Linked DNA regions of Homo sapiens: region 2 is linked to region 1. The links are chromatin loops, found by intact Hi-C in ENCODE. Cell type or tissue: gastrocnemius medialis. All regions are shown on one strand.

What was found. Hi-C counts contacts between places; a loop is a spot of excess contacts. Peaks named below come from ENCODE experiments on the same cell type or tissue, not always from the same donor. Only the 100,000 strongest peaks of a DNase experiment are listed, where the experiment ranks them.
Region 2: a loop joins it to region 1, with 4 times the contacts of the local background. A loop is called at or near these places in 3 of 110 quality-filtered maps.

The regions. Positions count from the first base shown.
Region 1 is chr15:42,382,151-42,390,150 of GRCh38, reverse strand. It overlaps CAPN3 (calpain 3), which reads right to left. Exons shown (of 24, transcript NM_000070.3): 2 at 5,599-5,668; 3 at 3,866-3,984; 4 at 2,265-2,398; 5 at 1,055-1,223; 6 at 55-198. It overlaps LOC105370794 (a long non-coding RNA gene), which reads left to right and starts at 4,120. Exons shown (of 3, transcript XR_932178.3): 1 at 4,120-4,185; 2 at 4,332-4,448; 3 at 4,994-5,604. RefSeq lists enhancers at 3,416-4,615, 5,110-5,665 and a silencer at 5,241-5,423. In gastrocnemius medialis, a CTCF peak has its summit at 4,480; DNase peaks (open chromatin) are centred at 3,600 and 4,470; H3K4me3 peaks cover 1,108 bases; H3K27ac peaks cover 8,000 bases.
Region 2 is chr15:42,327,667-42,335,666 of GRCh38, reverse strand. It overlaps GANC (glucosidase alpha, neutral C), which reads right to left. Exons shown (of 24, transcript NM_198141.3): 14 at 6,218-6,361; 15 at 4,995-5,091. Among named protein-coding and RNA genes, the nearest start is that of CAPN3, 28 kb to the left of the region's middle. In gastrocnemius medialis, no CTCF peak of the experiment used is centred here; a DNase peak (open chromatin) is centred at 4,206; H3K27ac peaks cover 5,310 bases.

The sequences.
Region 1 (8,000 bases):
GGGGTCATGTGGGTTGGAGGGATGGTCAGTTCTGATAATCGGAGGTGTACACACCCGGGTCGGTCTTTCATCTGAGCCTCTGGGGTCGAGGTCTGAGTCCTGGAGCAGTGAGTTATCCATATTCCTTACCATCCGTGCAATCAACTCCCCCATGTTCAGACCAGAAGGAGAGGTTCCATAGGTCATGTTCGTGCCATCCTGAGGCCCGATGGAGAATGTAGGGAACAACACAGGGGAGGGAGAGAACAAACACAGAAGGGTGGAAAGGGAAGGAGAGAGGAGAAAGAGATGGGACAGACAAAGGGAGAGAGGAGAGATCAACAGAGCACGAATGGAGGAAAGACGGAGAAAAGTGATACAGAAAAAAAGTTCATCCATGGTGTTGTGTGCTAACTGACCTTCCAAGCTGTCCATTGGGCGTGTTGGGAGAAGAAGGGGCAGGAATTCAGCTTCAGCCCCATCCTCCCCAATGGAAACCACTAAGATTATCATATCAATATACTGAGCAGCCCTCAGGGAAGGCATGCCCCCTGAAGGAGGCCTGGCCATGGGCGGCCATCTCCCTACCCTTGGCTCCTGTCTCAGTTCACAGCATTTCTTTGCACTGAAAGGTGCTGCAGGCTTAGCTTCTCCCAGGTAACAACACAAAGCCCACGTCTCAAGCGGGGAGGTGTGGTGAAAGCCCAGTGACTGGGAGGCTTTCTTAGGGAAATGGTGGGCTCAGGTCCACAGCCAAGTACGTGGCCAGCTTAATGGGAGCGTGCTGAGACTGAGGAGCACCAGCAAGGGAGGCCTCCACTGACACAGGCCTCTGGACTGATTTCCACTGACATTCCAGGGCTTGAAATGTCCTTGACCAGTGTCTTTATTGAAAATCCGGAAGAACTGTTCTCCCTTGAGAAATTCCCAGTCCTCAAAGTTGAGAGCCAGTTCCTGCTTCCTCAAACAAAACATTCGCTCTGTCCCACACAAAAGCTCTATGCTGCCCTTCATTGGGTAAAAGGCTTCCTGACACTTGGAGCTCCCCACCCTGTGCCCCACACCCCAGACTTACATCAATGGAGCAGCCCATGAGGGAGCCTCTCTCGATGGCTTTCTTCATGATCTTGTACATGTCACTAGGAGCATCCCTGATCTCAAAAAACTCTGCCACCCCTCCTGTGAAGTCCTCCATGGCCTCTGTGGTGTTCCCACCTTTCAGAGCTTCGTAGGAACCATGGAGCCTTAGAGAGAGGATGAAGACCAATTTGGGGTCACAGAGTTCCAGGGAACAAAACCCAGGTACCACTGCCACCAGAACTTTACCTCTTGGATGCTGTGATGTTCTTTCATCAATTCCACATTAACCCTATGAGCTCATGGGATGGAAACAATGATTCCCTTTCTTCATAATGAAGAAACTGAGCTCAAGAGGCTAAGTGACCCACCCAAGACCACAGAGAGCCAGAAGCACTGGGATTGAAACCCAGCTATCCCCACTTCCTGAGAGCTCTTTCCACTACATCCTGAACGTTGAGGAAGGGCTGCATTAAAGCCATTAGCAGCTGCCGGTGTGGTGGCTCACACCGGCAATCCCAGCGCTTCGGGAGGCCAAGGCTGGTGGATTGCATGAGCCCAAGAGTTCGAGACCAGTCTGGGCAACATGGCAAAACCCCGTCTCTACAAAAAAATACAAAAATTAACTGGGCATGGTGATGCCCGCATGTAGTCCCAGCTACTTGGGAGGCTGAGGTGGGAGGAGCACCTTGAACCCAGGAGGTCAATGCTGCAGTGAGCCGTGACTGCACCACTGCACTCCAGCCTGCATTACAGAGTGAGACCTTGTTTCAAAAAAATTTAAAAAATCCATTATTAGCATCTGGGGTGGAGCTTTTAAGTTGAGAGACAACATGGCTTTATAAATCTGCTATAAGCACATGAGGTTGAGCCAAGCGAGACCCTGGGATCTGAGCTCCAGAGATACAATGCTCTGATCCAAGACTTGCAATGCCACCATGGAGGTGCAATGAAAGAACTCGCTATGGTAAGCTAAAGCTAAAGGTCTTCTATGCAAATCTTCATTTCTACTCTTAAATTTAATGTTTTTAGTTAGAGCTGTTGTTGCCTGGAACTGATCTCTAACTTTGGGTCACAGTTGGACTTGCATGCCCACACATATGCACGTATAGAGGCACATGCCTCTTCCTGTGAGTGAGGTCTCGGCTGGATTTTGCAACCCACTTTCTCACCTCTAGCCCCACCTCACATTCTAAAGTGTTGCTTACTTAGCATAAGCCTTCTCCAGCAGAGCACTCCAGAACTCATTGCGGTGGTTGGACTTGGTGAAAACCAGTTGATTGTTGTACGTTGGCAGGCAGTCATCTATAACCACGTCCACCCACTCTCCATAGCGCCAGAACTGCACAGAAGCGTCACGCACAGAGTCACATACTCAAATTACTGTTAGGAAATGTGTCCTTCCTCCACATTCCTCAGGGGGTTCTTGAATCCCAAAGCAGCATCATTTCCTGGACTCTGCATCTGGGTGCCTGTTCATCCTATTTTGTGTTTGGGGTGTGTAAATCTGTCTCTAACTGGACTGGGTGCTTTTTGAGAGCTGGAAGTGAGTTACATATACTTCATGTCTTCCACAGAGTCCAGCCCAGTAATGGGTAGAGTAGGTGCTCCATGAGTGTCTTAGGATGTAAGATTTTCATTCTCCTGCTCAGCAGGTCTGGGGCAGGGCCTGGGTGTCAGCACTCTCAGGTGCCCCCAGCTGATTCAATGTGGCCAGGATTGGGAACTATGCAGTGAAGGCACTGTGCTGATTTAGGTATTTCTTGATGCCAAACTGAAGAACAAGGATTGAAACGGAGGAACAAAGTGACCCAGAATCTATTCTAGCTGTAGCAGGAACATTGTTCAATCATTTCAAGTTTGGATGTCGCTCTTTTTTGAATGAATCAGTTTGAACTGAAAAGGGCCAAATGTGGTTTAGTCTCCTTTTCAATGGCACTTTCTCCCTCATTGAAATGAGAACAGAAATCTATCTGATATTTGTATGTAAGGCCCTTTAGATCTGAGACCCTTTAAATATGCCATGTTCCCAAGGCGGCAGGAGGGGGAGTCTGAGCCTGGAGACAGACCTTTTCTGAGGCCTTCCGTGCTGAGGTGCAAGACCCGGGGAGCAAGAACTGATAATGTGGGTCATCCTGGGACATGAGGGAGCCTTTGAAGCTGGAGACAGGCTGACTCCCCAGCATCCCGGAAGCTACGAGACCCTCACAGGTAGAATTCAGTTTGGTTCTGCTCTAGCACCAGCTCTATGCCAAGGTGACTGGGACCCAGAAAATTTCCAGTAGCTGGATGGATTCTAGAACCATCAGATTCAGTTCTAGGGCAAACAAGAAGCCTGATCCCCAGGTTAAGCAGACTCTTCTTCCAGGGCTTGGAAGAGAGGAGTGATAGCCTTGGTACCGCCATGCCTTAGAGAGGAAGAAGTATACAGGAGCCCTGGACAGGGGTTCCTGTACAACCTGAAGGGTCCTGTGGTGTCACAGTGCTAATATCTTAGGGACCTACTTGAGAAGGGCTGCAGGCAATAAAAGCAGCCAGACAGCTGCAAAGACAAAAATAGACCCACAGTAAACAGGATGTCTTCCTGTCTTTCTGGGACATAGTGGAAGGTGGTGGGGGAGGGATTAGGGAGCCAGAGATAAGCAACTGCTTCCTCCCAGGCTTGAAGCCTTAAGGGGGTCCATGCCGACTGTTGCCGCTGCGGGTAGATGGGTGGGAAGTTTCCTCCAGCTTCTGGGAAGTCAAGGCCAGGAGACCAGCGGTGGGTGGCCTGCCGCTGGCCCTCTTAACTACACTCTCATTACCTCACCTGGAAGTGGAAGATCCCTGCGTAGTTTTCGATGAAACTTTGATCATGGGGTATGACTCGGAAAAGAAGGTGCTGGTTCAGGGTCAGGCAGGCAATGGCTGCGAGAAACCAGCAGTCCCCTGCAGGCAGACACAGGGCACAGATCGTGAGCACTCCTGCTCCTCCTGGGAAGAAAAAGCCCCAATCCCAGCCAGCCACTCCACTTCCCTGAACGGGGACTCCCTTGGTGCCCACTCTCCTACTTCCAGATCTGACCTTACAGAGGTGTCAACCCAGGGAAGGAGAATTGGACAGGAATTCCTTGACAATATGATCAACAGGTAACTTACTCCCTTGTGACTAGACATTTTCCTCAAGGCTGCAGGCAGTTCCTCCAACTGCAGTATAAACTCACTTCCTTTTTAGGCCTCAATGGAGACAGAGCAGTAGGTGATCATAACTGGGTTGTTCTTCCTAACACCTGTAGGAAATCTGCCCTGCCCTGTGCCTTTGCAATGTGAGTCCAATTCCTCTTCTGACTTCAGCGAAGACTGAGCCTCAGAGAACCATCCACCAAGATGATTTGTATTGGAAGGAAGGCCAGGTAGGCAGCTGCCCTGGAACCCGTCTATAGGGGGCAGTAAGACATTGCTGGCAACGGAATGAGCTCGGGACGTTTTCTTATTCTCTGAACCTCTTTTCTGACAGAGTACTGTATGTAGTTGGAGGTAACACTTTGCTCTCTTTCTCTCTCTCTCTCTCTCTCTCTCTCTCTGTGTGTGTATATATATATATAATAGGGGGTGTACCTGGTCACAGAGCTGCCTTCTAAGGAGGATGGGTTAAGTGAAATGCAACTGAGAGTGTGCAGGGGAGACTGAGAGCTGCCTGCAGCCACTCTCCCCTACCCTCCTTGGAAGCAGCCAGTCTTTCCTTGGAAAGAGGTTATTGGTTTGAAGGTCCCAGATTATTATGCCCAGGGCTCTGCAGGAAGCCTTCCCTCAGGTGCAGGAACCCAGATATTCATCTGATTTATTCTCAGCCTCCCCTTCTGGAATGAAATAAGCCAAATTCCTTTGGTCTTAGGTGCCCCCTTTTCCTCAAATTTAAATTGTTTCTGTTGGTGTTCTCTCCAATTTTACTTCACAGAGCTTGCTTATAGTCCACACCAAAGACAATACTTTCTGAACAAGAGGTCGAGAGAGAGGAAGATCAGATGGAGCAGTCAAGCTAACCAATCAAAGAGAAAATTGGATGCTCATCCACATGGCGGATGCCATCTTTGTGGAAAGACTCTTTTAAGATGGAGCTATGCTGGGGCAATTTAAACAAGGGTTCCAGTTACAAGTGCTTTCCTTGGCGATGCCTTTTGTGTGTGTATCTAGAATCTCCATGCCCAAGGGGCATGCTTGGTGCACAGTCACAGAGCTGTCTTCCAAGAAAGACGATACAGTGAAAAGCAGGGCTTTTGTCATGCTGAGTGGGGTATGTAAGTGTCCTTGAGATACTGGAGAGGAGGCCACAGGATGCAGATACCCCCTGTGATGCATGGCAGAGTGCTAAAGAGGCATGTAGGAGGAAATGAAGCAATCGCCAGCATGTAGATAAACGACCATAAAGCAACTGTTATAAAAAATCTTCCAAAAAGTTACTGGAAGCAAGCACAGATTGTCCCTTTACCTCCTGGAAGGGGATCACACCTTGTAATCACCCCTTGATCATCTGGCAGGATCTGACCTGAGGCACTTTCCTACCTAGCTCTCCTTGACAGATGTCAGTTCTGTTGGCTCCATCAATGATAAATCGGGGATTCTCGCAAATTTCCTGTGAAACAAAAAGGAAATGACCAGGTAAGAATAACAGTAGATAGACAGATAGATAGATAGGTATTTTTTTGAGACGGAGTCTCACTCTGTCGCCAGGCTGCAGTGCACTGGTGCAATCTTGGCTCACTGAAACCTCTGCCTCCGGGGTTCAAGTGATTCTCCTGCCTCAGCCTCTCGAGTAGCTGGGACTATAGGCATGCGCCACCATGCCCAGCTAATTTTTGTATCTTTAGTAGAGATACGGTTTCACCATGTTGGCCAGGATGGTCTCCATCTCTTGACCTTGTGATCCACCCGCCTCGGCCTCCCAAAGTGCTGGGATTACAGATGTGAGCCACCGCGCCCGGCCGCAGTAGCTATTATTTATTGAGTTCCATTATGTAGTGTTCCTGATAGTATTCCATTTGGCCCTGTGAAGGGAATACTATCATTGTTATTTTTCAGATAAGGAAACTGAGGCCCAGAGAGGTTAAGAAACTCGTGCAAAGACACACAGCTAGTAAGTAGCAGAAGCCAGAAACATGCCTCCTTTTTACATTGTCCCATGCTGCTTCCCACACTGTCATACTATTCGAGTAAGGATGCAACTTGAGAGTTAGGGCAGTGTCGGCTGGGCGTGGTGGCTCACACCTGTAATCTCAGCACTTTGGGAGGCCAAGGCGGGTGGATCACTTGAGGTCAGGAGTTCAAGACCAGCCTGGCCAACATAGTGAAACCCTGTCTCTACTAAAAATACAAAAATTAGCCAGGCGTGGTGACAGGTAATCTCAGCTACTTGGGAGGCTGAGACAGGAGAATCAAAATAATAATAATAATAATAAATTAATAAAAATAAATAAAATATAGATTCAGTGTTTTGTATTGTTTTTGAGACAGAGTCTCACTGTGTCGCCAGGCTGGAGTGCAGTGGGCGACACAGGCTGGAGTACAGTGGCGCGATCTCGGCTCACTGCAAACTCTGCCTCCCAGGTTCAAGCAATTTTCCTGTCTCAGCCTCCCGAGTAGCTGGGACTACAGATGTGTGCCACCATGGGTGGTTTCCATATTCTTAGTAGAGAGAGATGAGGTTTCGCCATGTTGGCCAGGCTGGTCTCGAACTCCTGACCTCAAGTGATCTGCCAGCCTTGGCCTCCCAAAGTGCTGGGATTACAGGCGTGAGCCACCGCGCCAGGCTAGTGATCTGGTTTTAGCCCCATTCTTCTCAGCTTCATGGAGTCTTGGCATTCCTGTGACACAGTTCAAACAGGGTCTCTCTCTCCACCTTCCCCCAACCCCCATCACAACAACCCAATATACCCAAGTGAGCTGAAGCTCCTGCACTCAGGGGTGTATACTCCTAGTAGATGGAAAGTCTTGCTTATGCTACACCCCACAGCATGCGTCCCATCTGCAACTCTGAGTGGAATGGAAGGATAAACCAAAACAATCGTTTTCAAAAACGTTTACCTATATGGGGAGGGAAGGAATAAGGTGGTAGAAATAGGGATGGAAGTAGAACTCTGAATATAACTGTTTAAAAATAGTTTTGACTTAGGAATCATGTAAAGTTTTAAATAATTAAGAGCCAAAATTAAAGAAAAAATTATTTTAAAAAGCCATCTGTAAAAGCTGAAAGCAAACCGAAGCAAAGGGACCTAACTGCATAACCATTCACAGAAAAATAATTACTTCAAGTCACTTAAAATGTAACATTTTGGCTGTCTATCCCTTTTGGAATATATCCTAAGGACAAAAACCAAAACCATAAAGAAATATGAACCTTGAATGTTATGAAGATACTAAGAAATATGAACCATAAGAAATAATAATATTGTCCAGGTGTGGTGGCCTACACCTGTAATCCCAGCACTTTGAGAGGCCAAGGTGGGAGGATCATTTGAGGCCAGGAGTTCGAGACCAGTCTGGGCAACATAGTGAGACCCCGTCTCTACAAAGATTAAAAGGATTAGTTGGACATGGTGGCGCATGCCTATAGTCCCAGCTACTTGGGAGGCTGAGGTGAGAGAATCGCTTGAACCTGGGAGGCAGAGATTGCCGTGAGCCAAGATTGCACCACTGCATTCCAGCCTGGGCGACAGAGTGAGGCTCTGTCTCAAAAAAACAAAAACAAAAACAAAAAACCCCACTATAATTTGAAAATATTTTTCCTTAAATAAAAACACATATTTAATACTACATATTGATTGAAAGGGCAAATTGAATATTGACCCAGAATGACCAACATGAATATACATTCTAGAAAATTACTGGGATTCAAAGAAAAAAAAAAACATTGTTTGGACATCTAGGGAGAAAGAACAAGTGACTTTTAAGGGGAAAACATTAGATTA
Region 2 (8,000 bases), 54 kb after region 1:
TCTCTTTCTATCTGGATGCACTTTATTTCTTCCTCTTGCCTGACTGCTCTGGCCAGGACTTCTTCCAATATCATTTTGAATAGGAGTGGTGACAGACGGCATCCTTGTATTGTGCCAGTTTTCAAGGGGAATGCTTCCAGCTTTTGCCCATTTAGTATGATGTGGGCTGTGGATTTGTCAAATATGACTCTTATTATTTTGAGGTATGTTCCTTCAGTACCTAGTTTGCTGAGAGTTTTTAACAAGAAGGGATGCTGAATTTTATTGAAAGCTTTTTCTGCATCTATTGAGATGATCATGTGGTTTTTGTCTTTAGTTCTGTTTATGTGATGAATCACATTTATTGACTTGGGTATGTTAAACCAACCTTGCATTCCAATGATAAAGGCTTCTTGATCACGGTGGATAAGCTTTTTGATGTGCTGCTGAATTCAGTCTGCCAGTATTTTGTTGAGGATTTTTGCATCAATGTTCATCGAGGATACTGGCTTGAAATTTTCTCTTTTTTGTGTCTCTGCCAGGTTTTGGCATCAGGATGATGCTGGCATTATAGAATGAGTTAGGGAGGAGTCTTTCCTCCTCAATTTTTTGAAATAGTGTCAGTAGAAATGGTATCAGCTCTCCTTTGTACATCTGGTAAAACTGGGATGTGAATCTGTCTGGTCCTGGGCTATTTTTGGTTGGTAGGCTTTTTACTACTCATTCAATTTTGGAGCTCGTTATTAGTCTTTTCAGGGATTCAATTTCTTCTTGGTTCAGTCTTAGGAGGGTATATGTGTCCAGGAATTTATCCATTTCTCCTACATTTTCTCCTTTGTAATTCCTAATTGTGTTTATTTGGATTTTCTCTCTTTTCTTCTTTATTAGTCTAGCTAGCAGTCTATCTATTTTGTTATTATTATTTTTTTTTCAGAAAACCAACTCTTAAAGTAGGTTGTCTTTCTTATTATTATTGAGTAGTAAAAGTTCTTTATATATTCTGGATACAAGTATTTTGGCAGATATATCTGTATATGTATATTTCAAATATTTTTTTCCTCAGTCGGTGGCTTGCCATTTCATTTTCTTACCAATGTCTTTGAAAGGGCAGACATTTTTAAATTTTGATAAAGTCTAATTTGTCATTTTTTTCTTTTATGATTCATGCTTTTTGTGTTCTTTCTAAGAAATGTTTGTCTGTTTCAAAGCCATAAAGATTTTCTACTGGCCAGGTGCAGTGGCTCACGCCTGTAATCCCAGCACTTTGTGAAGCCGAGGAGGGCAGATCACTTGAGGTCAAGAGTTTAAGACCGGACTGCCCAACATGGTGAAACCCTGTCTCTACTAAAAATGTAAAAGTTAGCCAGGTGTGGTGGTGGGCACCTGTAATCCCAGCCACTCAGGAGGCTGAGGCAGGAGAATCACTTGAACCCGGGAGGTGGAGGTTGCAGTGATCTGAGATGATGCCATTGCATTCCAGCCTGGGCAACAGAGTGAGACTCCATCTCAAAAAAAAAAAAAAGATTTTATTCTATGTTTTTTTCCAGAAGTTAGGTTGTATTTTTAGCTTTTAAAATGAGTTAATTTTTTAGTTTAATTTTGAATATGGTATGAGGTAGGGGTGTAGTTTCATTTTTTTCCCCACACAGATATCCAGTTGTTTCAGAACCATTTACTGAAAAGAAATTGTAATTTCTCCATTAAATTGCCTTGGAAACTTTGTTGCAAAGCAATTGATCACATATGTGTTGGATACTCTGGATTCTCTACTCTGTTCAATTGATCTATGTACCTATTTCCTCCCACCTCCACCAGCCCCTGCTTCCAAAGAAAACCCTAAAAAATTTGAGAGAAGTGTTACAGGCCTTAAAGGGGAGACATAATAACAGTAGCAATAACAATAATTAACATTTATTTAACCCATACTGAGCCAGGTGTTATGCCGAATAGTTTGCTGGTATTATCCTACTTAATAATCACAACAATCCTATCAGATAAACACTATTATAAACTCAATTTTATAGATGAGGGAAGTATAGCAAGCAATGGATGCATAATCTACCCAGAGTTACACAGTTATTAAGTGGTAGAGGCAGGATTTGAGCCCAGGCACTCTGATGCCTAAGCCAGTGTTCTTGTTCTTATTTACTGAAGAGTTGCTAAGAGTTTGTGATGAGAGATTATATACCACCAAAGACAGCCATAAAAGGGAAAGTCTTATTTTATGAAATATATACTACTTCTGAAGCATTTTTGTCTATCTTCTACCAAAATAGTTTTGGTAGCTATTTTTGTTTTAATCTTTCATAGAAATTTTAGGCCGCCCTATGGCCAGGAAAAAAAAAATTCTTTTTTTTTTTGAGATGGAGTTTCACTCTGTGGCCCAGGCTGGACTGCAGTGGTGCAATCTTGGCTCACTGCAACTTCCACTTCCCAGTTGCAAGAAATTCTCCTGCCTCAGCCTCCTGAATAGCTGGGACTACAGGCATGTGCCACTATGCCTGGCTCATTTTCGTATTTTTAGTAGAGACAGGGTTTCACCATGTTGCCCAGGCTGGTCTCAAACTCCTAACCTCAAGTGATCTGCCCACCTGCCTCAGAAAAGTACTGGGATTACAGACATGAGCCACTGCTCGTGACCAAAAAAAATATATATATATATATTTTTTGAGACAGAGTTTTGCTCTTGTTGCCCAGGCTGGAGTGCAATGGCACGATCTCTGCTCACTGCAACCCCTGCCTCCCAGGTTCAAGCGATTCTCCTGCCTCAGCCTCCCTAGTAGCTGGGATTACAGGTGCGCGCTACCACGCAGCTATTTTTTTTTTTTTTTTTTTTAGTAGAGACAGGGTTTCACCATGTTGATCAGGCTAGTCTTGAACTCCTGACCTCAGGTGATCCACCCGCCTCGGCCTCCCAAAGTGCTGGGATTACAGGTTTGAGCCACTGTGCCTGGCTCAAAAAAAATATTTTCCAGGGATTGTTCTTTTAAAAAAGTATTCTAATTTCCTCTTGACTTCAAGCGAGATATGTACGTATTTACATAATGATTTTGAAATCCGTATGGAGACATTCTCATCAAGAAAGAAAGCTCACATAAACATGCAGATATTTTCATGTCTCATACTATTGTTTAGTCAGAAGTTCTCTATGGCTATTGATCATCGCATATGACTTAACAAAGTAGTGTTTCCTGTAATGTCTTGCTACACAGTGAAGCAAAGCTGATAGCTTCACACAGAGTACTGCAGGCTAAGCAATGGACCAACATAAGAGATCAACAATAACCTAATATTTAAATCTTCTGTTATCTTTTTTTAACTGTTGCTGGTAAATGTTTTCATTAAAAATACTTTTTTTTGTGATTAAAAATGATACTTGTAGACAATTTGTAAAATAAAGTTAGATAAAAGAAAAAAATGAAAATCACTCAAAATCACCAAGGTATTACATTTTCTTATATTTAACTGTCTGCCTATCTACCCACTTATTTATTTAAATTACTATCTTCCATTAATCTTTTATAAAATTGAGATAATAAGAAATAAGACTTGATGTTTGATAGATCAGTAAGGTGACTATAGTTAGCCTTGATTGTGTGCATTTTAAAAAAGCTAAAAGAGAATAATTTAAACGTTCCTAGTATAAAGAAAAGATACATATTTAAGGTGATAGATATCCCAATTACTCTGATTTGATTATATGAACATATCAAATTATCACACATATCCTGAAAATATGTACATCTAATACATATCAATACAAAATTAGGTTAATATTATAAACACTTAGGTGTTCCTTTTTTTATTTATCATATCAAAAACATTTTTTCATGCAATTAAATCTACCATTTAAAATAGCCTTATGAAAATTAAAAAAAGAAAAAAAATTTTTTAAACATAAATAGCCTCACGATAATCTATCATGTTGCTATACCATACTTTTATAACTATTCCCTTATTGTTATGTATTTAGATTTTCTTTCTTACTTTTGTTTCAAGGACTACCACTGTGTTGAATACCTCTGTACATGAATCTTTGCCTGAGATTGTAATATTTTGGCCCTTTCCAGAATGCCACAGGGCCAGGTTTTCAGGGGTGGAGTGGGAGGCTTAATAATGTCCACAGGATAGTAAGGGCTGGATTCTTTAAACTAGGATCTAAGCTCTCCGTTGCTTATGCAAGGCCAGGGGACTTAAAATAGCCTTCCTGCCACAGGGTTGTTAAGTTGAACCAGATCTGCATTAGCTGGTAAACTGCATCCAGTTATAGATGACCCTGACCACACGCAACAGCCAGGTCTATTTTAAGCCACATTTCTAAGTGGAACAGTTGGTTAATGGAATGTGTTAGAGGTGTATCTCCCTGGCTTTGATAAATCAAAGAGACAGGACCAAAGATGACTATCCCAGCAAACTGAATACTTAGAAGTTACTCTCCCAACAACGAAGTGGCCATTTCTTCAGTGAGAAACAAGTATCAAATGACTAAAATTTGTTTATTCTGTCTTATAGGACAAAATCCACACTTTAGGGCATACCACTGTCTACAATCAAAGGCCTGACCAATGGCTATTGAAAAGGAAGGCATCAGCTGAGTGTGGTGGTTCACACCTGTAATCACAACACTTTGGGAGGCCAAGGTGGGCAGATCGCTTGAGTCCAGGAGTTCGAGACTAGCCTGGGCAACATGGTGAAACCCTGTCTCTACCAAAAAATACATATACATATATAAATTAGCTGGGTGTGGTGGTGTGCACCCGTAATCCCAGCTACTCATGAGGCTTCGGTGGGAGGATTGCTTGAGCCCAGGTGGTCAATGCTGCAGTGAGTCATGACTGTGCCACTGCACTCCAGCCTGGGTGACAAAGCGAGACTCTGTTTCAAACAAACAAATGAAAAAAAAAAAAAAAAAAAAAAGGAAAAGGAAGGCATCAGCACAGTAACATCACATTCTATAAATGGTTAAAAAAAAAGTTGCTAATGTGTTTTTAAGTCTGATATGAGCCATTCCTTACCATACTTTTGTGATCCAGCAAAGAAAGAACGTGTAAGAACAAAGGGTCTCTCCTTCCCTTTAGATCGTTTTATCAGTCCTTCTGCAGTAGCCATTTGCTATATCACCAAACAAGAAAAATTTCAAAGAGATGATTGGATTTGTACAGACATCCCCAATAAGCTATCTAACATACAAAAAGCAAACAGTAGGCAGGAGCATGAAATGGAAAATATTAAAATAAATCCATCAAATAATTTTCATGGTATAATGAAATTACTCTAAATTCCCCTATTAAAAGAATGGAAAATTTTCTTTGGTTAACAATAGCAATGAAATAATAATAAACAATCATCTAGCATTTCTTTGGTGCTTACTATTGCTAGGCATTTAATATAATTTTCTCATATAATCTCCGTAACAACCTCTGAGACAGACAGTTTTCATTGGTACGAAAAACTGAGCTTCAGAGAGGTTAAATGACTGGTCCTGACCTATATAAGACAGCTCACTAACTAAAGCAGTCTACAGTTACTGCAACAGGCTGTTAAAGAGGCAAACACACACAATCTGAAAACTATGCTTATATTTAGCCAAAAGATCCCATTGGAAAATACCAATAGGTAAGAGGGCCACAGGAATACAGTCACAATTTGAAAATAACAAAGAACCATGGGTATACATGAGGTCAAGTGTCTGCCACGTCTTTTGGATGTAGTTGGCAAATGAAAGATAATTTTACCACCTTTATTGAGGAAGCTAAGTACTTAAGGAAGGCTTTACATTTTTAAAATATACTTATTGAAGCTGTGTGTCTGTGTTCTAAATATTGCTCCTCCAGTGTGAATATAAGATTTGCTGTATTTAGATATCTGTGAAATCTTAAAACACTTGTTTTAATTACCTTCATTCACATATTTATATACTGCTTGCATCAATAAAAGTTTGAGGTAGTGGCCAGTGAGTGCCACTTATTAATGGCTCCTATCAAGGCAGAAGCTTTATGTTATAATTAATTTCATAATATTTAAAAGTTCATCAAGTTCATCATGAAAAGAAAAGAAGCAAAGGGAGAAATAATAAAAAGTCTTGTATTGGCTACTACCTAAGACTCATTGCAGTTGTCAGAAAAGACACACAAAGAGAAATGAACAGTAGAGAATAGCCATTATATCACAAAGCAAATGACCTTCAGCCAAAAGGTGGGTCACACAAGCCCAGTTTAATTCTTTTTGGATGTCTTACATGATAAAAACCGTAGATGTTGTGGAGCTCTCTGTGCTCCCAATTGCCATGATGAATGGCATTCTTCTGCATGGTTTGCTCTGGCCCTCTAAAGACAGAAGGCTCATTCATGTCATTCCAAAGGAAGAGGATGTCCGTAGATCCCTAGGAAGTAAACCTTGGTCATGACACTCCTACATTGATGATGTCTATATAATAGCTGTCACCATTGCTACCTCATTTTAAAAATTATGTTTATTATCTATGCTCTGTCCTCTGCTCCACTGCTAGAGTATAAGTTCCACAGGGAACAACATTTTGTCTGTTTTGTTCATTAATAAATCCCAAACATCTAGAATAGTACCTGGCCCATAGACAGATCTCAATAAATATTTGCTGCTGAATAAAAGAATGCTGCCCTGTGTTGTCTGTGAAATATATATTGCCTGGCAAATTCATTCCAAGACCTCCCTGCAGGACTCCTATGGGAAAGGTTGTGAATGTTCACAATTGGGCTCCTTCTCATTCATCAGATGCTACAACTCTTAACTAAGGGCAACTATAGCTGAACATGACAAGATTCTACCTTCTCTCTAATACTTTGAAAGACTTGACAGCCAATATACCTGTTTGTTAACATGATCTATAGTTTGTATCCTACACAGAACTGTTCAGTTTAGAGTGGGAAGGGACAGTTGAGTCATCTAGCTAACATGGTATTGTAGAATCCCTGGTCTTTTCTAGAATCACTTATCTTTTGGCGTTTGACTGAATAGCTAAAAAGACAGGGAGTCCCTCAGGCAGCTCATTCTATTATTTTTCAAAAATCCTGCTCCTTGTATATAACATTCCCCTCGCAGAGCCTACCTAGCTTACCTTCTGAGACCCCACAGAATACATCTGTCACCTCGCCCACAAGAAAGTCTTTCAAATTCCTGGAGGTGGCTTGTTTTTTTTTTTTTTTGAATCTTTATTTCTAAACATGTGTGTTCTTCTATGTATAAGGGGGTAAATGATTTCCAAATATTTAACTACCATATCTTTCCTTTAGAACCATCTAAAGCAGGGATTGGCAAACATTTTTGGTAAAGGTCCAGATAGTAAATATTTTCAACTTTGCAGGCCATGAGGTCTCTTTTTCAATTATTCAACTCTGCCATAGTAGTACAAAAGCAGCCACAAATAGGGAAATGAATAGGCATGGCCAGATTTGGCCCAACGCTTGTCTATCCCTGTACTAAGTTGTTTATTAGTGCCCTAATACTTGATGCCAGAAACTACAGTTTAGTGGTTAAAAGCTGGGCTTAGGGCACAAACAGACCTGAGTTCAAATTTTGGTTCCACCACTTACTAGATGCATGACCTTGGCAAGTTTTTAAGCTTCTCTATGTCTCAATTTCCTCTTCTATGGGGTTAGATTTAGTTATAGTTCCAACTTCAGAGGGTTATTATGAAGACAAATGGTATGATGCACATGAAGTCATCCTTAGCACAGTGCTTGGCACACAGCAAGTACTCCATTTGCATTAGGTATCATCATCATCAACACTGCCATCATTAATATCATCATAATTGGTTGAAAACAGTTCTCCAGATGTGGCCTCTCCAGTTTCCTCTGTGGTTCTTATCAGATTATTTAAAAATCATACTTCACTTTTAATGACAAATACGTTGTAAGATATTTTCACATGTATCATCATATTTAAATAACAGTTATGGAACACAATTTTATATAAAATATATATAGCAATTTGAAAATATAATAAACCTCTGCTATAAAGTACTTTGATATATCATAGAGTCT